Regions from separate parts of the Mus musculus genome. Here regions 2, 3, 4 and 5 are each linked to region 1. Evidence: chromatin loops called from intact Hi-C (ENCODE). Cell type or tissue: left cerebral cortex. All regions are shown on one strand. Region 1 holds the start of Lrrn3 (leucine rich repeat protein 3, neuronal). Region 2 overlaps Immp2l (IMP2 inner mitochondrial membrane peptidase-like (S. cerevisiae)). Region 3 overlaps Immp2l (IMP2 inner mitochondrial membrane peptidase-like (S. cerevisiae)). Region 4 overlaps Immp2l (IMP2 inner mitochondrial membrane peptidase-like (S. cerevisiae)). Region 5 overlaps Gm33340 (predicted gene, 33340).

Region 1 (5,000 bases):
CCCTCTGTTTCTCTCTCCTTCTCCCCTCTCTCCCGCTGCCTCCTCTGCCAGCCTCTCTGTCTCCTTCCCCTCTCTCTCCCTGCTTCTCTCTTGGTCCTTCTGTTCTCTTTTCTCTGCCTCAGTCCCCGTCTCTTCTCTCTCCCTCCTCTCTCTCTCCTCCCCCGGCACTGCTTTTCTCTCCCACTCACATCCTCTGATGGGCATTCAAGCTAGTAAAATGCCTGCTTGAGAATCCCACGAACGCAGCTAGGCACACACAGAGCCGGCGGGGTTTGCATGTTCACTCAAAAGTGAAATGCAAAGAAAAATGCCCTTAGAATTCAGACAAGGGGAAAACATCAAAGGAGAACTGATGTGTAAAAACTCCGGCACCAACAAAAACACGAAATAGGGAACATTTAAACAGATAGGTATATTTTAAACTTACCTTGCCTTAGCAGATGCAGGGATAGCCCTCCTCCGGTGCCCCTGCTTGCTCAGTTCCTTGGCTGAAATAATCACATGGCTGTCTTCTTGCCCCAGTATAAATAGGTGCATATGTATGTGTAATAAAGTACACACAATTACATACTATAGATATGCACACATGCAAGCAATGGTGTCTCTCTTTCTCTCTCTCTCTTTTTCTAAAATATAAAGGAAGGCAGGAGCCTGCAGCTAGGATTCCTTCTTTTGACTGGAACTCTCTCCGGCAGCAGCAGGCTGAGCCTCTCAATCCCGTGAAGAGAGATCCTGCTAGCTGGCGTTATTTCTCCTCGTTTCCATGGTGGTTAGTGGTGCATCGTTCACCAGATCAGTTGTCACACTGACACGGTGCTGCCTGCTCAGCGGTCATTAATAACTGAACACCCTCCACTCCCCAGAGAGGAGCCAATCGCTTCAGACTGCCAAGATGTAGCACTCGCAGCTGCTCCAGCCTGGTTGGCTGAAGCAGCCTGTCTGTCCTATGACAGTGCTGCTTAGGGTACAAATAAATGAAACAGGCTTGCATATTTTTCCTTGGAATCATTTTCTTTCCTGTTTTTTCTTTTCCTTTTGGAGCAATGTGCAGCGCTTTTCAACAAGTTCTCCCATTTGGAATGTGATCAGTCATTTGGAGAAACGGTGGGGTTTTTGTTTGTTTTGTTTTTCTGTTTTTCATTTCCTCTGAGATAAGACAGGAAACACTTATGAACAAGGATTTCCTGAATATTAAAAATACTTGATAGTGACTCTGCCTCCCTGTCTGTGAAGTTCAGCAGTGGCTTTACATTTCAGCCTGCAGCCTGCAGCTCTCCTGCCCCTTGTTTGTTTCCCTACAGATCCTACTTAAATCAGCCTATGTGCATGCAGCTAATAGCCTCTCTCTCTCTTTCACTCTCTCTCTCTCTCCCTCTCTCTCTCCCTCTCTCTCTCTCTCTCTCTCTCCCTCCCTCCCTCCCTCCCTCCATTCCTTCTTTCCATTTTTCTTGTTGGTACTTTGTGTGTGGGTTTATTTTTTGTTTGCGTATTTGTTTAGGTTTTACAATGACATTTCTTAAAATTACAACAAATATTTGCTTCTCCAATACTCACAACAATGGTATGTAAGGAGAAGCATATACAAAATAAACTTTTCCAATTATAACTACTTATCTATACATGGTATAACAAATCTGATGCCACACATCGGACATGTGTTGTATGTGGCATTGCTTGTGCCTGCATCCAGATGTACATGTATGTGTGTGTGTGCGCCTGTGTATGCGTTTTAGATGTATGATTTATTAGTAATAACTCAGGGATCCTTTCCTCTACAATAGACTGAACAGTTAAATTATCTCTTTTTGCACTTACGGCTATCAACTCTGAATGGCTACTTAACTAGGAAAATGTTTTCAATAGGAATTATATGTAAAACATTTGGAATATTTAGACTAGAAATCATGCCAGCGTGGTCATGTGTTCAGCTCCAGAACAACCATGACAAATAGAAGAATATAAGGGCATGCTTTCCAGACAGTATACTAGAGAGACCTCCTGAGAGGAGTGGAACATGGGAACAATTTTCAACAGGTCCAAAGCTGCCTTATCTGAGTCTCCCCTTGCTTTGATAGACTGCCCTCTAGTGGAGGAAAAGGAAATGGCATTTATTAGATTTACTGGGGGAGGGGGGAATAACAACAAAAAGCAAAAGCATTAGCACTAATTGTTTCTTAAGGTGTCGTTGAAGTGACTTAAACCGGTGTTCTGCGCCATGACCGTATGCCTGGAAGCTTAGCCTCACTAACATTGTCTTTTGACCACCAAACGCTTTCATGTTACAGTTTTCTTTACAAAAGCAAACAAACAAAATCTACCAATGCTTTAGTTATTCGTTGTATTGATCAATTTGTTGACGGAGTCAGGGCCTTTATCTTCTGCCTAGGCAATTTGAATGCTGGTATGGTAGGTGTTCCTCAGAATATTTTTATTTTAATATATAATTGATAAACTCTAATCTTTTTGATAAGCATGAATGCTAAACCAAAGTGGCTTCTTCATTGGCCAAATGGCATCCAATTCTGAGTGTTATCCTCTCACCAGACACTTACAGGTACTTGAGTGTCCACTCACAGGTATGGGAGGAGGATGAGTGTTGGGCTGTTACATTGGAGTGCATCGCATATAACTTAATAGCCTAATTTTACTTTCTTCACTTGAAACGTACTGAATTTTTCCACTCAATTTGAATATTTTTAGAGTATATACATGGAGAATTGTGCTATAATTGTAACAACTATTTGAAAAAAATTCCTTTTATATTGTACCAACTCCTTAAGCACTTTATTTCGATTGTTATTAATTATATAATCAACAAATCTAGTAATCTGTTGATTATTATAATGTATTGATTACAATGTGCTCTCATAATGAAGATAAGTTGTGAGGCTCGAACATGTTAAAAATAACTTTTAAAAATAAAACTAGTAGGGGCCTAGAGAGATGGCTCAACTGGTTAAGAGCACTGACTGCTCTTCCAGAGGACCTGGGTTCAATTCCTGGCAGTTCACAACTATCTGTAATGACAGAAAATAAAAAATAAACATTAAAAAATAAAATTAATAATCACAGGTAGTACTTAAATCCAAACATATTTATAAGTTCATGAAAATGTTTTTATAATTAATTAGGATTGAATACTATTTCAAAAACTGCCTTATATAATAATAATTTCCTAGAAAACTGTTTTTACCAAATGAATGTTTGCTGTATTTTCAAATGTAAGAAATGTGAGTGCTCTTTGAATATAGGTACATGATAGATCAAAAGTATATCGTACTTGTGTTTAAGTGTAATATCATGGGGTATTAGAAATGAGTTTTTATTAGAAGGGAGAGAATTACTCTGGCTATGAATGAAGAAGATGAGAACTCTCTCTGGCTGTAGGTTTCCTCCTGCTAAAATTATCAGCAGCTGGAATCGAAGTATATTTGGGGATTCCTTAACTTACCGGGGAAGACAGTCATTCAATGCAGTATTATTAGGTGTCCCCTCGAAGCACCATATGAGGATATCCCGCTGAGGGATGCAAAGATTTAAGAGCATTACATGTCCTAAAATTGCTTGTGGTCATCAGAAAACAGACACAGTATGGAATAGGAATGGCCTATAAAAATTGATCTCAACTTGTAGATTATGACTCCTTTGATAGTTAAATGACCCTTTCATAGGGGTCCCATGTTCAATATCCTGCATATTAGATATTTACATTATAATTCATAACAGTAGCAAAGTTACATTTATGACGTAGCAACAAAAAGGAAGCACTTCAAGTCCCCCAGCATTGGGAAGGTTGAGAACCATTATTGTAGAAAATCATAAGACATGTTTAACTTACACATAGATGCTGGAAGAGAGCCAGAGGCAGAGTGCCTCAAGTCCTGAGCAGGTCCCAGCTCCATCACCCTGTAATCTAGTGGATGATTGACAAGGGTGCTTCTTCTCTTTGCTCCTTCTTCCATGCTCCTCCCTGCTCTCTTCTTTTTCTCCCCTTCTTTCTTTCTGTATTTCCCTTACAGTATGTACATAGTGATAGGGATTGTACATCTCAGACTCACTACATAATGAGTGTAGATTTTATCTATATTGTGTACCTCTATTATAGCAGTCACCACATGAGGATTTTATTTAATTAAAATGACCTGCAGGAAAGTTGAATGCGTGAATGAACAATTAATCCTTAAATTGTGCTTGAAGAGTCCTGCCTTCGTCACTGTGTTAGAATAGCATAGGATGTACATTTGGTGGGTTTAGTAGCTGGAGATATTAATTGGAGACATCTTTGCAGTCATTCCATCCTAGGATTTATTTATCTGCCTGTGTGTTTTCCTTTGAGAGAAGTAGTCAGGACAGTGAGCAACGTGTGGGGTAGGGCCAAGTGGTTGGCTATAAGACTTTACCTGCTCACTGATCTGTGACCTGGGCATTGTGTGAAGTATCGTCTCTGAAGTCTCATCCATGGAGTGAAACTTAAGTAGCATCTTGGCATATCATTTTCTTCCTAGGATTTGTCTGAGGATTAAAAAAGCTGATACCTACAAGGGGCCTCAGCAGTTCCATAAACTGTAGATAAGACTGAAGTCTGGACTTGGTTTTTGTCATTCTTAGCATTGTGCCCTAGCCAGGCATGAGCGATGCTATGCGTGATGCTGCTCTCATTAGTGCTCTCCTCCTCATTTCCCATCAGCACCATCATTATTCTGCTGCAGATTCTCCCTGGCTTGGAATGCCCTATCCTCTCTGTATTCCATTCCCTGACTTTTTTGTCTGTCGATTCCTGAGCAGGTTACTTCAGCTGTGACTCACTAGTGGCTAAGACCTCTTCTTGACACACAGACATCCTTTATTTCTTAAACAACTTAGCACTTCTCTTCTCAATTAGTTCTATAAATTTGCCTTTTTCCATTGTTGTTTTTAATATTCTCAGAAAGGTGGGTATATGCCTTATTATGTCTTTGAGCTCCCTCCATAAGGTAGTAAAATCAAGAAAACAGTTGTTG
Region 2 (5,000 bases), 380 kb before region 1:
CCCTGTCTGTTCTGAACTCACTATGTAAATCAGCTTTAAATATAGAGATCCATCTGCTGTTGCCTCTCAAACGGTGGGATTAAAAGCATGTGCCACTGCACCTGGCCAGTTTTTTTTTTTTTTGAAAATTGCTGTTTAATTTTTAAATTTTATTTAAAATAAAAAATTATTTTAGAAAGGGAGAGACCTTTTTAAAAATTTTAAAAAAAATTTTATTTAAAATAAAAAAATTATTTTAGAAAGGGAGAGACCTTTTAGAATTAGGTTTTTAAAAATTTTGTGTCAGGGGTTTGTGCAAACACCACTTTTGCAGTCTCTGGGTCAAAAACTTCCTGAGTCCAGTCTCTCAGTTTATTTTCTTAATACATTCAAGCACAGTAAAACTTTGGGTAAAAGTCTCTGTGTGACAGTCATTATAACAAAGCTTTGGGGATGGTTGCATTGAAACTCTCTTGCAAAGCACATTGCTATAGCAAAGCATTTGTGACCTTCTTCATAAGAAGGAATTCTATTGGCTGATAAACAGTGCTCACGGGAAGGGGCTAGGGACAAAGGATTTGTAACAAGCATAAACATAGACCCTATTGATGGACGTTGAAAAGTGAATGGGACCTCTTCCATAAGGACAGATCTACTCACTGAGAGATTAAGGCCTACATAATGCTCAGGCTTTGGGGAAATTCAGCTGAAGGTTGAATTTATCACAATCACCCCTCCAACAGCTTCTTCTAGATCTTCCTCTTCCTTCTCTACTTACCCAACTTTGTGTCCTTTTAATGGTTTTTTTTTTGGTTGTTGTTTTATTTTTAATTCATCAAGTCCAGTTTGTATTGTTTACATATCTGCTCAAGCTAAAGCTAGACAAAATTTCATTATGGAGGTGAGCATAAGTCACACCCCCAGCTGGGGAGCTATTGCAATTGATAGCTGTTAAAGAGTGAGTTTTCTTTCCCACTGTGGCCCCTAGTTGGTTAACCATACTCCCATGTATGAATGCATATCTACCTCATTTTTCCAGGGTTGGATCTATCATTGAACCTGGAGCTCACTTCTTTGGCTGTGATGGAGGATCAATAAGTTCCAGGGATCTGTCTCCTTTACCTTCCAAGAACTGGGGTTATAGCAGGTGTAGCTGTCTGTGCCCTTTATGAGGATGTTGGGGCTCCGGATTCAGGTTCTTTGGTATATGTAGCAAGCACTTACCCACAAACCATCTCCATAGCCCTTGATTCCAAGGAACCTTAAATGTTTGTCACTGTTGTTTCAGTGCGTGGCTGCCTGGCCCTTACTCCTTTTCATTGCCCGTGTCTTGATTGTGTCTTCTCTTGCTGTCTCCATCAGTTTGCAGTGAAACAAACAGCCCCAGCTATTGGGGGCTCGTTCTGTCATCACAGAAATTGCTGTTTCTCACATTTCCATTTTTACTTGTCGTGAAAACACTCTCCTCGTAGTTCTCATTCTTTGTCCCCTCCCCCCTTCCATCTTGGACTTGTTATTTATTGACTATTTGGTGCCCCATTCAAATAGCAGCCATGTTGATTCTATGGGCCATGGTTGAAATTTTTGTGGCTCGGTGAACACAGTGCTTCCCAGTTATCACTTCATTCATCCTCAGGCACAACCGACATTGTCTGAATTCCAGGACAGTCTTAGACCGGGACCTGGACATGCTCTTGGAAAGAGAGGGGTGGCAATCCCTATGCTAGTGCTTTTCCCATCCCTATTGCTCTGCTCCAGGTGGTTCTTCATACAGATGTTTTGCTGGTTGCCGTTAGATTATTTCCTCGCTTTCCATATGGAATGATGATTTGGAGTAGGTCCCATCAGAATATTATCCTGGGACAATCGAGTCGCTGTTTGCATGAGTTTTTATTCTTCATGTAGCTTTATGTACCTCTTTACTAGAATTTAGTGAAGACTTCATTTCAAGCATATATATTTTCCTTGCATTAGATATTGGTAACATTATTAATATTATTATTTTCCATTTTTTTGAGGAATCCTAGTTAGCCTGTCTGAAAACTCATTTGTTCTTGCTTTAAAATTGTACAGTAGTAGGATTTTTTTTATTGAATTGTTCTCAAGCTATGAAGTACACTGCATCATAAAGACTGAAAAATATTACAAGTGATAAATGTATCTCTTCTTATTTTGTAGCCTTCTTTGAATCCTGGAGGAAGCCAGTCCTCAGATGTGGTACTTTTGAACCACTGGAAAGTGAGAAATTTTGAAGTACAGCGTGGTGACATTGTGTCATTGGTGTAAGTAACTCAGTAACTTACTGTATTTGTTTTTGTGTTTTTCTGGACTTAGCTGATAATTTACTGCTGATACTATCTGTCCAGTTATGGTATTAATGAGCGTATCTTAAATATAATCAGTATTGAGATATAGCAACTGTTAGGCTTCATGTAGCACCGGTACCTGGCCAGCAAGGGCCAAGGGATGCTACAGAGATCACAGCACCCAACAGATCTTACCTAAGAGGCAGGGAGAGAGAGACAGAGAGCCATCTGATGGCAGAGACCTTTGGAAGAGTATGCTGGTTACATTTGGTGGCGGCTGGTAATGACATGCCTGCTGGGGCTGAGTCACCATGTGCAGACTTGAGGGAGCACCTGACTTCTAACAGCAATGCCAGAACAAATTTTTTATTTAATGTATATAAGTTGAATGACATAATTGATAAGTTTTGTTTAAAAGATAGTGATTAGAAATTATTATATTATTGATCCAAAGTAGATGCTTTTGATATGATTTTGTAATATTTGCGCCTTGGTATGCAATCTTCTGTGCTGTTTATGAATTTTGGAATTAAAACACTCTTAGGAGATGATAGTTATGATATAAAATGCAATGACAGTTGTGTATGTTGTGAATTTACCTGACAAAAAGGTTTGAAAAGCTAGTATTATGGGCTTTTGTTTGGCATCAAAAGATGGCGCTGTTTCTCTGTAAAATATGATGCTGGGTGTGGATAGAAGTTGCATCCCAAGTGTTGGTTGTAGAAAATGAATGTCAAGGTGTGCACAGCTGATACAGAGACATAGGCTACAGTCCTGCACATGCTTGAGTAGTGGTTTAGCTTAGAGATTTTTGTTTGTTTTTAAAAATAAATCTATACAGAGAAGACTGTGGTAGAACTTGCCAAATTTCTCTTGGCTGCAGTTGTTTGTAAAACTGTTCTAGTCTGATACCTTGTTACGGAAATCAGTGCACGGGGCAGCAACTGATACGATAGAGTTATTGTTGCTTATTTTTTTGTGACAATAAAACCTACTATTGAGAATCTTTCCAATTCCCAGTTATTCTTTATTTATGAGGGGGAATGAGATTTTTCTTGTTGGATGGTAATTTTAATACATATAAAAATCCAGTATCAACTTGCTCGTCCTTACCAGCTTGCCTCTGGTCATAGATATTGTGTAAGTGTGTCTTCTTCGAGACTGCTCTTACCAGGGTTCATTTGAAAACCTGTTACCTACATCCTGTTAATAGCTAATGAAATAAATACATTTGAGTGGAGTTCTGATGGCAGACAGCCAGGAATGGGAATTAAATGCTTCTTCGGTTTTGAGAATTTTCTTTAGTGTTGATCTAGTCTTTGGAGAGTCGTTCAGTTCAGTGCACTGTTTCTGCTACCTCCTGATAAGCCCCTCCACGTGGGATAAACTTATCATGTGCACACTGTTCTTACGCCTTCGGTTTGACAAGTTTACATCCTCACTTAGTTGTTGATGAAGAGGATACCCACCCAAGTGAAAGAAGTCACCTTACAAGTGGACAGCTCTGCGGTTTTCTCCCCCTAGGAAAACATGCTGACTAGATAGCAGGCAAATTTGAAGAGGGAATTCAAATTAAACTAACTGTGAGATGGCTTCTTGAAATTCAGGATTTTGAGTCCATAAACACATCCTGACATAAAATGATTTATTTCTAAAGGAAAACACAGCTCTTTTAGGTAAACGTTATATTGATTGATATTTATTATATGAGTTAATTTAAATGAACATTTATATTCAAATTGGGATTGTTAAATTATTGAAACTGCAAGTGAGGTGGATTTTGAATGAGTAAGTTATGTACTATATCTTCTCCATGTAGAGATGACATATACTTTATTTAGTATGCTTTGTCAATAAGCAGGCCTCATTTATGTAGAAGAATGCTTAATGTTCACATTGTATTATTGAACCATGAATAATTATTATGTGATACTGTTGGCTGTGTTTGAGAAAGAATCTGAGTTTGGCAGTCAATTCTTTAGCTTGAGGTTGTACTATAAAAGCTATTTTGTATTATAGTATTTTCTATCTAGTTTTATGAGTATAGTGCTTTCTAGACATTTGTCCTTATATTTTCATACAATTTATAGACTGCTTCTTTTAAAAAGACTGATGTCGGTGTGATAAACTTTCACCGATATATTTAATCCATGTCATGAAACATTGCTTCCTTACCAAAAGCACCACTATGTGATTTTTTTAACAAGGCGTTGTTTTCCACTGCTACATCAGAACATGTTCTCTTTTCGAAACACATAAAATGAATATGGAAATGAATATTTTCTTGTTCATTCTAAAAAGAATATAAAATATAATTTGTCATTTTCCTTACAAATTATTGTTAACAGGTCTCATCAATACACAAATAATCTCTGGAGGCAAGATAGTATGTTTTATTTTAAAAAATTCTGACACAGTCTTTCATATATTCAGAATGTGTGTAAGATAGCATTGTAAGTATATTACATTTATATTTATGGAGATTTGTTTTGTCTGTATGGATATGTGTATGCATGTTCATTTGTGTGTGCATGTGATTATGTGTATGTGTGTGCCCATGTATGTGGAGGCCAGAGAGGTCAATGTTGGATATCTACAATATATATATATATCTGTAGTCTGTCTGCCTATCTATCTATCTGTAATATACATCTATAGTATAACTTAAAAGATACAAAATATCTAAAAATACAGTACTGTGAATGTGGGTTTATA
Region 3 (5,000 bases), 390 kb after region 1:
GTGCATATAAGTACCTACTATAATTTAAAAGTGGTTAAGTTCTAAGAGATACTGTGTGCATGTGAATGTCCAGGAGATGCCTGTGGGCCCTTCTACTGGTTTATTCTGAATCAGGCGGTATAGATCTCTACATTCGGTTCCCCCTTTTCCTTCTCTTTCCTTTTTTTTTTTTTTTTTTGTCTTGATCATCCTTACTAAATTAAAGCAGTGAATTGGTTAATCTGCTTTGGCTCATGTTGGGACTCTGGATTGATGAATGAAAGGCACGCATATGCCAGCTAATTTTGATATGCCTTGAGTAGCTCAATGACTGAGCACTTCTAAACCTCCCCATGGCTAGCACACACTTCCCTCTGATATTCCAGGCTTAACATCTTCTAAATCTATATTTTATCTTTTCTACCTCAGACCCAATCTGGGGAATGAGTGGCCCCTAGGGTCATTTTCCCAGACTCTTATATGTTAGTGGTTCTTTAAGTCAGTTCTCCTTGTTCCCCCATCACGGTTTTCTCCTCTCTCTCCTCCTTGGTCTCTCTAAAAGTCCTGCCTCAGTCTCCTTGCCCAGCCATTGGCTGGACAGCAATTCTTTTTACCAATCAAAGTCATCTGGGGGCAGGAACCCTCATCATTTGGAAGTTCAGCTTTTGGGGGCTGAATTAAGACAAAGCATTAGAACTTATCCCCAACTGGCCTCCTCTTACACAATCTGATACGTCAAATAAGTCTGAAATTTACAATATGTTCACCTTGATAATCCATGGTCTGATTTCTACTACTTTGTCAATGAATAGCACTCCATTTGTATACAACTGCCTGACTTATAGTGTGGGCTTATCTCCTTCTAAACTTGCATTTTTGGGGCACGGGGTTGTTTTGCTTCAGCAAGCCTCTGTTGCTTGGTCATAAAGCAAGCTTGATGCTGTCAGATGTCCTTAAGTTATGCAGGTTAGAGAAGAGGATGGTGAAGTGCTGACCCCTGGAGATAACCTTATAACCTGCTCTGTGATGATTCTCTTCATAACCAACCTTGTGGTGCAAGTCCAGAAGACTTTTTCTTACAGAAACCCCCTTTCTCCACAGAAAATGTTATCCTGGCCAAACTTGTATCACATCACTTCCCAAAAGAAGAGGTTAGCAAAGTCTGACAGATGGGTCCCAATTTATCCCAAAATGATGGATCCCCTAGGCATTTCTTCATAGTGAGTTAGAGCTGTGAGGATGAGGATACAAACACTGGACTTAATTGATCAGTTCTACATTTAGGTGTTTTGAGATCAGTGTAAAAGAAACCCCAAATAAATGATTGAGAGTCTCTTATTCTTTAACTCTAAAACTATGTTGTGCTGAGCCTGATATCACCTTTTACCAAATAATCATTCTAGACTTTACATTTTACCTCATGATTTTTCCCCCTTTTTGTAGAGATGACCAAACTCTCATGCTTACTCTGTAAAAACTTACTACTGAACTATATTCCTAGCCCCTTACCTTGTAGTCACAACTTGACTATATTTGTTAACTCTCTGTGTGTGTGTGTGTTTGTGTGTGTGTCTGTGTGCCTGTGTGTCTGTGTGTGTGTATGCTGCCTCTTGGTGGCTTCTGGAGAAGGGACTCAATTTTCTTTAAGGATAGGACCCTTGATAGCTCAACCATCCCCCAGTGGATGGTCCCACATTCATCACTATATAGATGAATACTGAATTCAGTGGTCTATCAAGAAGAAAGAGAAAGAGAGAAAGAAAGAAAGAGAGAGAGAGAGACAGAGAGAGAGAAAGGATCAAACAAAGAAAGATACAAAGAAACAAAGTGAGAGAGAGGGAGAGTGAGTAAGGAAGACAAAGTTGGCATGGCAGGTAGATCTGGGCGGCACTAAGGGGGTGAGTGGTGTTTATATATGATAAAAGTACATTATATGTATATATAACATCTTAAAATTTAGTAGGATGTTAAGAAAGACTGGAAAGGGGAAAATATGAAGAATATTGGGCAAAGTAATACTTGGAGTCATAACAGAATAAAAGTCTCAATAATAAAGATTAGGAGAAAATGATGGTGTCAACCCACTACATGATGAAAATGTTGAAAAATATTTAGTCTCTATTTAATACAAGGATATTTTATGTTACCACATTGATTCATCATCCTGAATTATGCATTTTCGTCAAGGAAAATAAGTGAAAGAACATAATTAAAAAGGAAGAAAATTTAAAATATGCATATTCTCCAGAAATATAACTGAAGTACATGCATGCAAATATAAAATGTACTTTAACTGTTACAAAATAAAGTAACATATTTAACTATCAAAGAAATCTTCAAATCTGAACTAAGCCCATGTTTTTACATACATTTAATAATTTAAGCATTGTCAGAATCCTGTGGATAAAATAGAAAATACCTAAAAGAAATTACAGACAGATCTTATTTTCATTTCATTTCATGACTGAGAAACCAACTGTAGAAGGGGGTGATAACAATAATAGTGATAATTATAACAAACATTTAAAAGTATCTGTTAAGATTTATTCTGATCCAGCTGTATTAGAGGCTGGTTTAAGGTATTAAAAGAGAAGGTAAAGGTTGTTCTAAAATTATTTTCTGTGCATATACATTATCTTAATAAAGATTTGGGGTCAAATTGATTAATCTAGAAAACTATACACAGTGTACCCATAATTTTTAGCAGGCATTTAAAAATCATTTTTTTCCAGTTTTATCTTGTTTATGATTTAGCAATTACTGCCATCTACTGACAGCATACCCTAATTGAACAGTCCAACAATACTAAATATAAATACAAATGCTGAATATAAAAATTAAACATGATAAATATGGTTTTAAAAATCAATATTGATCACTTTTTGGCCCATACACGTCCGTTTTACTTTTCCTTGATGTGTGTTGAGAAGCATGATAATTCTTTCCTCCATCACTGCTATCTTCTTACATTAATTCTGGAAAGTTTGAAACTGCATTAACAATCGTGCTTGCTTCTCTGGTTAAATGTGTCTGTAGTTTTCCATTATGTTTAGTTTCCCATATAGTGCACACGATCAAAAATCTGTACTCATGATTAACATTAGCTACCTGAATTATTATAAACCTAATATTTTATGTAAGGAAATAAATATGGTTCCCTTTTATTCTGCTGAGTTTGTATAGTAGTTATTCTCTTCAAATATATAAAATATTATATACTATAATGTTATACTATATTTTTACTTATAATGCCTTTTAGACGACCATGAATGTGGTGTCTAGATCTACAGAATTTCTTCTTTTTTTCAGATAAAATCTTGAGGTTTAGTGTTAGAGCTCAAGCTGCAAACGGTGCTGTTTTCAGTAGCTCACTCTTTTGTCATTTTGGATAATACAAGAAACCCCAAAGACATTTAGTACTTGTTAATATTTTTAGTGATGTCTTGGTTGGCTAGGAGCTTAGAAGCAAAAGTAGAGTTTATTCTGAGCTTGATGGATTGATTCATGAGGCGTGCCTTTAAGAGTAATGATGGTACATTCAGGTACTAGAATTTTCTCCCTAAGTGAGTGAGTGAAACAAAGATGAAGCAGATGCCCCCAACCTCTCTTTGAGGTCCTAAGTGTCTTTCATTGATATATTCCTGTCTTCTACACTTGCCTTTGCTATTATTGTATCTATGAGCTGCTTTGTTAGTAGTCATTCCAAAATATATGTTTGTTGATCTGGAAAGTCTCCAGAAAAAATTTTAATGAAAATTTTGTCGAGATGAAATTAATTGTACCTTATACAAAAAATTCCACTACCATTTTACATGCTCAAATATGATGTCCTGATGTGTAAAATATTTTGTATAATTATAATACCTCATTTATGTATTTTTTGATGAACAAACCCAAATAGATAGTAATAACATTTGGGAGAAGGATTATATTATATTTACAATTGCAATTCACTTATCAGTTAACTATTACAACTATAATTGTATTACAGTCATGTATCTTTTGGTGTAATAAGACACTATGACCAAGGCAACTTAGAAAAAAGTTTATTTTGGGCTTTTGTTTTAGAGAGTTAGAGTCCCATGGTGGCAAAACAAAGGCATGGCAGCAGGGATAGCTGAGAATTTCAAGTAGAAGGAAGCAAGCACAAAGGGGATGGCCAGGGGTTTCAGAAATCTCAAAGTTCACCAGCAGTGACATACCCATACCTCCTCCTGCAAGGCTAAACCTCCGAATTGCTCCCAAACTTGTCCACCTACTGGAGACTAAGTATTCAAACATATGGGTCTATGGGGCCATTCTCATTCAAACCACCACAAGGATATTATATTCTTTTTTTCCCCTTAGATATTTTCTTTATTTACATTTCAAATGCTATCCCGAAAGTTCCCTGTACCGTCCCCCCGCCCTGCTCCCCTATTCACCCACTCTCACTTCTTGGCCCTGGCATTCCCCTGTCCTGGGGCATATAAAGTTTGCAAGACCAAGGGGCCTCTCTTCCCAATGTTCTTATACTGTCAATAATGAATGAAAAAAAATCTGAAAATGAGAAACCATCTTTAATCAACTGTTAATGTAAAGTAAGGGTATATGTGTTTACGTAACAGTGTAACACTTGTTCCCATGAAGAAGAGGGTGTAAATTACATGACCTCTTGATCTTCCATAAGTGGTTGCAGCTCATGTTGTAGGTGGGTTAGGGTGGGACCACAGCCTTCTCATGTGCAGAGAGATATGCTTGAAAAGTGATTTCAGTGTTTCCAGGGATGGATGCAGTTCGGTTGTCCTGCTTGAAAGTCCAATTTACATTTCATGATTGTTACTTTCCCTAAGTGGAAACATGGCTGCATTACTTCATTCAAGGCTCCTGTGACTCCAAAGCCCTGAGTAAAACCTCATTAATCTGCACCCCGCTTTTTCAGAAGATGTAATAACTTTGAAAAGTGCTAGGCTGAAGTTTACTTTTCTGCTATCTATAAAGAAAGGATTCCTAACCCATTAACCAAATTAATAGTGCAGACA
Region 4 (5,000 bases), 190 kb after region 1:
TTGGAAGTTTCTGTAGAGGACTGACGTCCAGTTTTCTCTCATGTTATGTCCTAGGTATCTGGCCCCTAAAGGGAACTCAATGACTGTTTATTCTCTTGAGTGAGTGAACTCAAGCACATAGAAATGGATTCACTTAATTCAGTCTCTTCTCTATTCTGTCACATTGTTGTCTGTGTCCTAAAAGGAGCTAAAGCTATATTAACGCTCTGGACACTAAGAAGTCATATGGATGAAGTTATCTGTCTGGTGAAAACTTAATTTCTATCTTTTACTCAAGGAATCTGTCTCTTCTCTAGCTGCTTACTACCTTTAGCACGCTGTGTGCTTTCTGAAAACTTGAAGTACATTTTTAGTATCAGTATATACCCACTTCCAGAAAAGATTATACACAGAAAAAAAAATCGGAAATAGCCTCAAAGTCTTTCACGTTTCAATAGCAGGAACATAATTATCTTACTAGTGGACTTTGTTGTAGAGTTTTCTCAGTAGAGTGAACACTAAATCAGTTATCAGGCAAGTTCATAGTACAGCAAAGATGTTCAAAGAATTATTCCATGCGGTTTCTCATGCCCAGATCTTCAAAGAACACTTGCATGGTCTAGCGGTACCAAACTATAAATAAGTTTGAAGGAGAAAGGGAAGTCTGATGGCTTGACAAGAAAGGGGTCAGTTTATTCTGGACATTGAGGTTGCTGGGTACAGGGATACAGATAATAAAGATAAGCATTTTTTTCTTCCTTTTGTAGCTAATTTTGTGAGTTTCTTAGAAATGTGAGCTTTAATTTCTCACTGCTTCCCGAATTCACCCATAGCCCAAAAGCTAAGTGGTATCTGAATGGCAGATGAGATGATCCACGAGAAAATGTCCTCTACTCCCCTCCCCTTCCTCCTTAGCCCCAGTAGGTCAAGCAGCATGTGCTGTGTCAGTTCTATGCTGACCTGCCCTTACCCTGCCCTTCCAGAGATGATCCAGATCAACACTAATAACTTGGTTAGGTATCCCAGGCCTTGGTCCCTGCCTCCTTCCTTGTTCAATGTCATGTGAGAGGACCCTTCCCACTGCCTTAGAGCTTCCCCACTGTGGAAGAGCTAGCCTGTCTTGCCTTTCCTGCCTTAAGGTGAGTTCACTCTGGTACTTGGGGTACTGAAATGCAAAGATAATTAATATAGGTGACATGTCAGGCGGCCTCACAACATCTTCCACAGCCTCATCTTTCTCCCCTCCTCTCAGGCACACCTACCCCAACCTCCCCTCTTCCAGAGAGCCACTACTACTCTGTTTTTCCTTCAGAAAACATAGGCCTCCTAGTGATATCAACCGAACACACCATAACAAGTTACAGTAAGACTAGACATAAACCCTCATATAACAGTGGGACAAGGCAACCCAGTAGGAAGAAAAGGGTTCCACAAGCAGGCAAAAGAGCCAGAGACAGCCTCCACTCACTTTATCAGGGATCCAACGAAACCCCAAGCTAAACAGCCATATGCTGTTTCTTGTCCATGGGATGGGTCTCAATTTGGGGCAACATTGGTTGGCCATTCCCTCTGTCTCTGCTCTATCTTTGTCCCTGCACATTTTATAGGCAGCACACATTTTTGGTGGAAGGGTGTTTTGTTTTGTTTTGTTTTGTCCTAACAGCTGAGAATACTCCACATTTTTTTATCACTTCTTCAGTTGGGGAACGTCTAGTTTGTTTCCAGTTTCTAGATCTTAACCCAAGCATCTGTGCATAGGTCCTAGCATAGACCCAGGCAGGCTCCATGGTTGCTGCTGCAGATTCTTTAAGCCTTGCTTAGTTGATTTTGTGGGCTCTGTTCTCCTGGTGTCTTGGACCCTCTAACTTTTATAGTCCTTCCTCCACATCTTTTGCACAGGTCTCTGAGATCCACCTAATGGTTGAGTGTGGGTCTCTGCATCTGCTCCCATCAGTTGCTGGATGAAGCCTCTCTGATAACAACTGGGCTAGGCATCAATCTATGAGTATAGTGGAGCATAATTAAAAATCTTTTTTTTTTTCTTGCCAGTTTTGTTTGATTCTCCCCTAGGTTTCTGAGCTATCCAGCTTCCAGATCCTGGCCATGTAGGCAGTGTTAGACATGGGCTCCCTCTTGTGGCATGGTCTTCAAGTTAAACCAATCATTAGTTGGCCATTCCATCATGCTCTGACCACCATTGCCCCAGCACATCTTGCAGGCAGGACAGGCTGTGGGTCACAGGTTTTGTGGCTGGGTTGCTATACCAGTGTCGCACCATTGGAAGCCTTGCCTGGTTACAGAAGATGGCTGGTTCAGGCTCCATATCTTCCATTACTAGAAGTAATCACTGGGGCTACCTTCAGAGGTTCCAGGAGGTTTCCACTGCACTTGGTTTTGACATTACCTCCTAAATGCCCACCAGTCATCTTTCTTTGTACTCTGTCCCTTGGTCCCTCTGTCCCCCACCAGATCCTTCATGTTCCTATCCCCACTTGTTCTCAGTGCATCCACAAGATCTGTTTATTTTTTCTTCACATGGTTGCAACCTTAGATATCCTCTTTAACTTTCCTGGACCTGTGGTTTATAGTATGACTATTGTTTATTTAACAGCTAATATCCACATGCAAGTACATATCATGTTTATCTTTCTGGGTCTGGGTTGCCTTGCTTTAACTGGATGTCTGTGTATAGAAGAATGCAAATAAATCCATATTTATCACTCTGCACAAAACTCAAGTCCAAGTGGATCAAAGACTTCAACATAAAACCAGACACAAAGAACGTCATAGAATAGAAAGTAAGGAATAGCCTTGAACACATTAGCATAGGAGACAACTTTCTGAACAGAAAAGAGTGCCAATAGAACAGGCATTAAGATCAATAATTAATAAATGCGGCCACATAAAACTGAAAAGCTTTATAAAGCAAATGACACTATCAGTAGGACAAAATGGCAGCCTAAAGATTGGAAAAAGATTTTCAACAACTCCACATCTAACAGAGGGCTAATGTTCAAAATTTATAAAGAACTAAAGAAACTAGAAATCAACAAGCCAAACAATCCAATTTAAAAATGGGGTAGGGTAGTCTGGAGAGATGGCTCAGTGGTGAAGAGCACTGAGTGCTCTTCTAGAGGTCCTGAGTTCAATTCCCAGCAACTACATGGTGGCTTACAACCATCTGTAATGGGATCTGATGTCCTCTTCTGGTGTGTCTGAAGAGAACTATAATTGAAATCATACATAACATAAATATTTCTTTTTTTTTAAAATGGGGTAGAACGCTACACAGAGACTTCTCATTATAGGAATCTCAAATGGCTGAGAAACATTTAAAGAAATGTTCAACATTCTTTGCCATCAGGGAAATGCAAATCAAAACTACTTTGAGATTCCAAGGTCAATGATATAAGTGATAGGTCATAATTTTCAGGATGTGTAGCAAGTGCACAGCCCTCCATTGCTCATTGGAGTACAATCTTGTACAGCCACTGTAGAAATCAATATAGCCATTTCTTAGAAAATGGGAAAGAGTTTTCCTCAGGACTTAACTATACTACTGTTAGCCATATACCTAAAGGATGCTTCATCCTACCAGAAGGACACTTGCTCAACCATGTTCATTGCTGCTAAGAGTCCACTTCCTCCTTATAGATATGCATGCAAATGTATTTATAGTATCCAGAAACTGGAAACAAACTAGATGTCCCCCAACTGAAGAATAAATAAAGAAAATATGGATTTTTCCCAGATGTTAGGAAAAAAATCCTTCAACCCAAAATGTGTGCTGCCTATTCAATGTGCAGGGACAAAGATAGAGAAGAGACAGAGGGAATGCCCAACCAATGCTGCCCCAAACTGAGACCTATCCCATGGGCAAGAACCAATATCTGATTCTTAATGAATGTTATGCTTGCAGACAGGAGCCTAGCATAATTGTTCTCTGAGAGGTTCTACCCAACAGGCAATGAAAAGAGATGCAGAGATCCCCAGCCAAACATTAGATGGCTTGCCTGCCTGTGGATCCCATTCCTTTATCTGGGCCATCTTGTCTGGCTTCAGTGGGGGTGCATGTGCCTAGTCCTGCAGTGACTTGATGTGCCGGGAGGGGGGGTTGTAGTGTGTGAGGGAATGAGGAGGGAGGGATGGGGGAGGATCTGCATGAGGGAGGAGGAGGAGAGGGGTGCTGATACTGGAATGTGATGTGAATAAATACATAATAAAAAGGATGAAACAACAACAAAATGACATCAATACATTTGCAGGCAGATGGGTGGACCCAGCTTCCATTTTGTGAAGCTCCACTCTCAATGCCTTTCCATTAACCCCCCTAATTGTATGATCTAGTTCAACATGCAGTATCACTTCTTCTTTTAGACTTAGCTTAGTTTTCACAAAGGTCGAATATAAACACAGTGTTTTTTTTTTGGTTTTGTTTTATTTTCTGCCACACATTTAAACAAATGATTTAAACTGGGTCTTTCACATGAACAACTTTCATGTAACTTACTTTTGTTACTACAGTAAAACATTTGCCTGAGGTTTATGACCTAGAATGCTTGCAGCTAAGAGGTCACTCCCTCGTAATACTTTGGTTCTTAACAGTTAAAATTCATGCTTCAAAAACTCAGTTGTGATTATTTCCAAACATGTTTATACTGGCTGCACTTTTATCATACCATCTTATTTAATTACACATTACACACCTTGATGAAATTCAATTAAGGGGAAAAACAAATCAAATATTTAGAACGCCTGAACTAGAATGAGTTTGCTTTCTTAAATGGCTGTCAAATGGGACAAGACAACTGAAAAGTCCCGAGGAAAATGCATAAAAATCTGCAGGGATTCTGTCTGCAGATTTCGATTCAAATATCTTTAAATATGTTCCAATGTAAGGAAATTAAAAGTAGGGTTTGTAACCAGGATATACAGGTGTGCTTTGTAAAATAGAGACTTGTCAAGAATTCAGCTCAGAGGTTTTATAACCAAAGAAAATGTCTTTTTAAAATTTGGAAATG
Region 5 (5,000 bases), 1.5 Mb after region 1:
TGGTGTTAGGAGGAAGCACTGCAACTTTAAAATTGAAGTACCAGGTAGAAAGCCTAAGATTGATAGAAAAAGACCTATCAAGGTGGTTGGGATACGCAAGGTTCTTTTGTTCTGAGGCTGTGACCTGAACAGACTGTTCCACTGCATACTCCTGGATAAATAATCTTGTGAACTGCACGGAGCAATTTGTCTTAAACTGAAACTTCCAAAGCCACAAGCTAAAATAAGTCTTTTCTTTTTATAAATTTATTACCCCACACATTTCACGACAATGACCAAAAGCTGATCAACATAATTTATAAAATTATTTCTGTATTATTCAATAGACTTTTACTTGAATAATTACCAGAGAACTTTTTTAATGGAGAAATTAAGATGTCTTCCTATTCATTATATATCTGTTGAACATTTGGATACATCTATTTTTTTATCCTAAATATGGCCAAAGAGAATTTTTAATATAATATATAAAGCCTTGTTCATCACAGATTTGGAATCTTAGTACAATTGAATATCGTAGAACAGGACAAAGTAAATTCTCTCTGTGGAGAATGAGTTGAAATTTAAAATCTTGCTTTCCCAATTTTGAGCCATATTAACTTTAACATGCTCTACAGAATGTTCTAATGTAAACATAAAAGAATTATAGATAAGTGGAATTATTGATAATGGAAACAAATGGCTGTGAAATATCTGCCTTGGATTGTGAATATACCACTTTCAAGTCAGCCAGTTGAGTTTACTCTTATCTGAGATAAAATAAACAGTAATTGTATAATGTCCACAGAAGTGGTTTGCATGTGAAAATGAGCAAGCTAACAAAGAAAGTTTTGAAGTTGAATTCCAACTATTTTAACATTCAGCCTACAGGAACCCTGGCTGTTGTTTGTCCATGAGCACTATCTTTGTTAATTACCCAATTGTGTGTAGTCAACCATTCACAACAGCTTAACCCCTATTCCTGCATGAAAAAAACTTTTGCCTCAGCTCCTCTACTGTTATTTTCTGCACTGTAGCTCCAGATAAAGAAAATCCCTCCAACACTGACCCTAAGCATAAGAGAAATCTACGGAAAGAGAATTTAGGACATGTTCTTAAATACCTACTTCCAACTTCAGCAAGAAACATTTTAGATTAATATGACATTAAACTCAGAGACAAAATCATGCCCATTACAATATTTAGGTGTTGCTGTGTTCTCAAGATTTTGGATTGGATCAGATGACAGGATCTGTGTCTCTTCTATGAATTTCTGACTTCAAAAGAGAAGAATCCAGTCATACTTTAGCACATAACAAAGCCTGCCTATTGGAAAGCAAAGGTTGAAATTGGTTCTTTTGTCCCAGTTAAAGTGCTGAATGAACATTGTATAAACACAAAGGGCCTGATAGCTCTGTAAACTGAAAACCAGTCTCAGATGGCATAATGACAGCTGCAGAAGTTTAGATAAAGAAAAATGAAATGTCAGAATTCTTGTTTTAGGGGCCTGGAGTCGGCTGGCATATGCTTCTCTTGAAATTGTGGGAAACCCTGCCTAATCCAATTATTGAGAAGAGTTGGTTTATTAAAAAAAAAAAAGCTACATTTTTTTTTTAACCAGGATAGAAAAGGTTCTTATTTCGCCCTGTGAGACAACAAAGACCCACTAGATTATATATATATTCCATTTTTCTTGTTTAGAAAATTAGAGAAGGGAACTATCTGAATAGCATTCAAAGCAAAAGGCAGTTGTGGAAATTGGTATGCAAGGCTATTTTAATGCTGTGAAAGTAACACTTAAAAATTTAAAAACCCAAACAGCATTACCTAGGTTATATGCAAATCTCTTTTCAATGCTGCTTTCTTTCAAACAGCTCAAGGAAGAGTGCTGCTGCACTGCCATCTGGTGAGCAGGCAAGTAGGACAGACAGTGGAAAGGGATACGTGAAAGGCAACATGTCAGGGTGTGGTAAGAGCATTTACTATGCTGAATTATTATATCTGTTATATCTGTGTTTGCTGGCAACATGAAATATAGCTCTGTATCATTTTTTGCACTGTCATGCAGCACGTTTTTACTTGCCATTGTTGCTTTTAGGAAGTTTCCAACCATCTGGACTAAGTTCAAGTTCATGATCCACCCTCTGCTCTATGAGTATGAGACTTACAAGGCATGATGCATTAAAGTGGTTTTTATCAAAATATGGATATTCCTCATTTTATATTGATTTGCAGCTAAAACTTTCATTTGAGTGGGTATGAAGTAAATGAGCAGATTCTTTGCAAAGTGCCTGAGTTAGTGACCTATCCTTGGAAATGAAGGGGGAAAAAGAGCGACATGTCCTAAATTTCTCCTCTTTCAAATGGTGCATTTTATGTTCTTATCTTGACTGTCAAACTATTCATTCAATTTAGTTGCTCATTGATTTTGTACTATCGCCCTTTCCTTTTAAAAAAGTGGTTTGGCCCAGAAAATAATAGCTTCATCATTTTAAAGTTGGCTATCAAAGGCAATGAATGTAAAGGGAAGAAAGAAGCTACACGTGAGACTATTCTGTGAAGTGGTATATTCTGAGATATACTTTTATACTGGTAATAATTATGGACTGTTTGACAAATAATGGTAGGCATTGAGAACACAACATTTTAAAGCATTTTTGGGAGCAGATTTTTTTACTAGTAGATATGAAAATTTAATATTTACATGGATTTAACTATTTGTTTCTATGTTTGTTCCAAACTGAGTAACAGATCCAAGGGTAAATAAGTGATAGAAGAGGGCCAAACAGAGTTTATATGGCATAACCATGCTACAGGGACTCAGTTATCAGCAGAACAAATGTAACTTCCCGAAATAGAAGAACTGTAAAATGAAGAGATTCTTGTCAGTGTTGTATGAACTGGGCATATTCTTAGTGAATGTAATAAATAGAGAGAATGTGGTTAGCAACAGCTGTGGGATTCTAACTGATTTACATCACTGGCACATCAGACAATTTAAATGTGATATTATCTGAACTTATGTTGGGAAGCTTATAAATTAATAATCACTTACAGTAAACTATGAGGATACATGATCCTAAACTCTACAATGCTGGTTTGTATCCAAAAGATATAAAATTCATCACCAATGCATGTTTTTTATAAACATTTATCACACAGTTATATCAATATGCTGTTGGCTACTAGAGAGGGTTTAGGTTCTCGTATCATCTCTACATATCAAGAAAGCTATAATATATAGGAGAAGAAATATTAAGTATATAACTTTTGGAGGAATCAAGTGGCAGAAGGGAAATTAAAATATTAAGAGTATGTACACATACCCAGGAATGCAATTCTGTTCAATCAGTTTCATGCATTGGTTCTTATCTCTAAGCAATAATAAGTCATCAAATAGACTTGGTTAGCAGTTACATTTGAAACAAATTTAAGTTGAAATTTCTTCATTGAATTATAAGAAGAAAACACAGTATTATCAAAAAATAGTAAAAAAGACCAGGAGAGACTATTTCAAAACAGAATCATGCTTACAGTACTATTGGCAGTTTTGATCATTGCTTACTTTTGAAGAACATGAGATATGGGGTACTTTTGTTTTTAAATTAAGGCATGCCTTGTTTATGTTTCTCCTTTAGTCCCATAATTCACAAATCTTAATCAAAAGTAGAATTTTGGTTGTGCAAATTTAGAATCATTGACTGATGAAGTCTGAAAGTGACAGAAGAGAGCTGTGTTTTCTGTCTCTCTTCATTATGAACCGATAATCCTTGTTTGACAGAAAATTTTAAGAAAATAAAAAAAAAGCTCAGAATGTTTTAGTTTGTAAACGTGAAGGCTAAAAGAACATGATCCCTTTTTATAAATTCACAAAGTGTGACATGATCACCAATATCCAGACTCTCCTGTAACCATGATCCTCATAGACAGAGAAAGTAACACCACACAAGACTCTCTCTCTCTCTCTCTCTCTCTCTCTCTCTCTCTCTCTCTCTCTCTCTCTCTCTCTCTCTCTCTGATAGAATTATGTAATCAAAGAGGATCCTGAGAGAGCTCTTGCTTCAAATTCAAATCAAGGTTTTTCAGATTGTATCTGCCAAAATGTAGATTTTAATCACACAAGTCCCATATGAGTCGAACATACTATCTAAGAAGGCATCTCAATGCACTCTTTCAACATAACACCTTTGATAACTCTCAATTTCTAGGGACTTAGCTCTCTTTGTAATGAGCAGACTGCATTTACCATAATATTCACTTCTATGTTTTTATTAGAAACATGGAGTCTGTCTAAAATTGTCATCATTATTTACATATAAAACACATATTAGGTACACATGGCAGTGGATGGTTGAATTAGGGAAAAGCTGGGAGAAGCTGAGGAGGAAGGCAAGCCCATAGGAAGACCAGCTGTCTCAACTAACCTGAACCCCTGAGATCTCTGACATTGAGCCACCAACCAGGCAATATGCTCCAGTTGAGGCTGCCAATACATACACAGTAGAGAACTTCCTGTTCTGGCCTCAGTGAGAGAACTCTCAAGAGGGGAATGGGGAAATCTGTTGGGGTGGGAGTCTGGGGGTAGAGACATTATCTTGGAGACAGGTAAGGAGGTATGGGGTGAGAAACAGTCAGAGGGCAGACCGGGACAGGGATAAAGACTGGAGTTTTAAAAAAGTTTAATGAATAATAATAATAAGAATAAGAATAATTCTTAAATAAATGTAGATAGAATTGAAGAAATTTAGAAGAGAATATAATGCAGCTCCATTTCTTTTCAACAAGCCTTCAGTTTGCCATTCTAATCTCTATCTTTCAGTGATATCTCATGTTTTACCTCAGTGAGCAGTATATAGCACTTCAGAGGGTTATTAGAAACTTCCATGAAACCCCAGGTGTCCTATGCTTCCGTTCTACCAAATGGCAATCATGTTGTAGATAGATGAATGAAAATCATAGTAATATATTTTATAGAGTAAATTGTCATATTCTAAAGATCATTACAATAATAAGGATGCCTG

Evidence for each region. Hi-C counts contacts between places; a loop is a spot of excess contacts. Peaks named below come from ENCODE experiments on the same cell type or tissue, not always from the same donor. Only the 100,000 strongest peaks of a DNase experiment are listed, where the experiment ranks them.
Region 2: a loop joins it to region 1, with 8 times the contacts of the local background. A loop is called at or near these places in 25 of 42 quality-filtered maps.
Region 3: it touches region 1 in a loop (2.5-fold over the local background); 3 of 42 quality-filtered maps call a loop at or near these places.
Region 4: a loop joins it to region 1, with 2.2 times the contacts of the local background. A loop is called at or near these places in 7 of 42 quality-filtered maps.
Region 5: a loop joins it to region 1, with 4 times the contacts of the local background. A loop is called at or near these places in 3 of 42 quality-filtered maps.

Annotation. Positions count from the first base shown.
Region 1 is chr12:41,485,144-41,490,143 of GRCm38, forward strand. All of the region lies in intron 4 of Immp2l (IMP2 inner mitochondrial membrane peptidase-like (S. cerevisiae)), which reads left to right. Lrrn3 (leucine rich repeat protein 3, neuronal) reads right to left here and starts at 914. Exons shown (of 2, transcript NM_010733.3): 1 at 428-914. In left cerebral cortex, a CTCF peak has its summit at 2,078 (motif pointing left); DNase peaks (open chromatin) are centred at 207, 844 and 2,059; H3K4me3 peaks cover 1,351 bases; H3K27ac peaks cover 1,329 bases.
Region 2 is chr12:41,108,683-41,113,682 of GRCm38, forward strand. Immp2l (IMP2 inner mitochondrial membrane peptidase-like (S. cerevisiae)) reads left to right here. Exons shown (of 7, transcript NM_053122.4): 4 at 2,158-2,261. Among named protein-coding and RNA genes, the nearest start is that of Immp2l, 87 kb to the left of the region's middle. In left cerebral cortex, a CTCF peak has its summit at 2,934; DNase peaks (open chromatin) are centred at 8 and 2,967.
Region 3 is chr12:41,871,495-41,876,494 of GRCm38, forward strand. The region is part of intron 6 of Immp2l (IMP2 inner mitochondrial membrane peptidase-like (S. cerevisiae)); the gene reads left to right. Among named protein-coding and RNA genes, the nearest start is that of Gm46348, 120 kb to the right of the region's middle. In left cerebral cortex, a CTCF peak has its summit at 2,733 (motif pointing left); no DNase peak of the experiment used is centred here.
Region 4 is chr12:41,678,233-41,683,232 of GRCm38, forward strand. All of the region lies in intron 5 of Immp2l (IMP2 inner mitochondrial membrane peptidase-like (S. cerevisiae)), which reads left to right. Among named protein-coding and RNA genes, the nearest start is that of Gm40412, 73 kb to the left of the region's middle. In left cerebral cortex, a CTCF peak has its summit at 2,108 (motif pointing left); a DNase peak (open chromatin) is centred at 2,127.
Region 5 is chr12:42,985,337-42,990,336 of GRCm38, forward strand. All of the region lies in intron 4 of Gm33340 (predicted gene, 33340), which reads right to left. Among named protein-coding and RNA genes, the nearest start is that of Gm33340, 46 kb to the right of the region's middle. In left cerebral cortex, a CTCF peak has its summit at 1,891 (motif pointing left); a DNase peak (open chromatin) is centred at 1,878.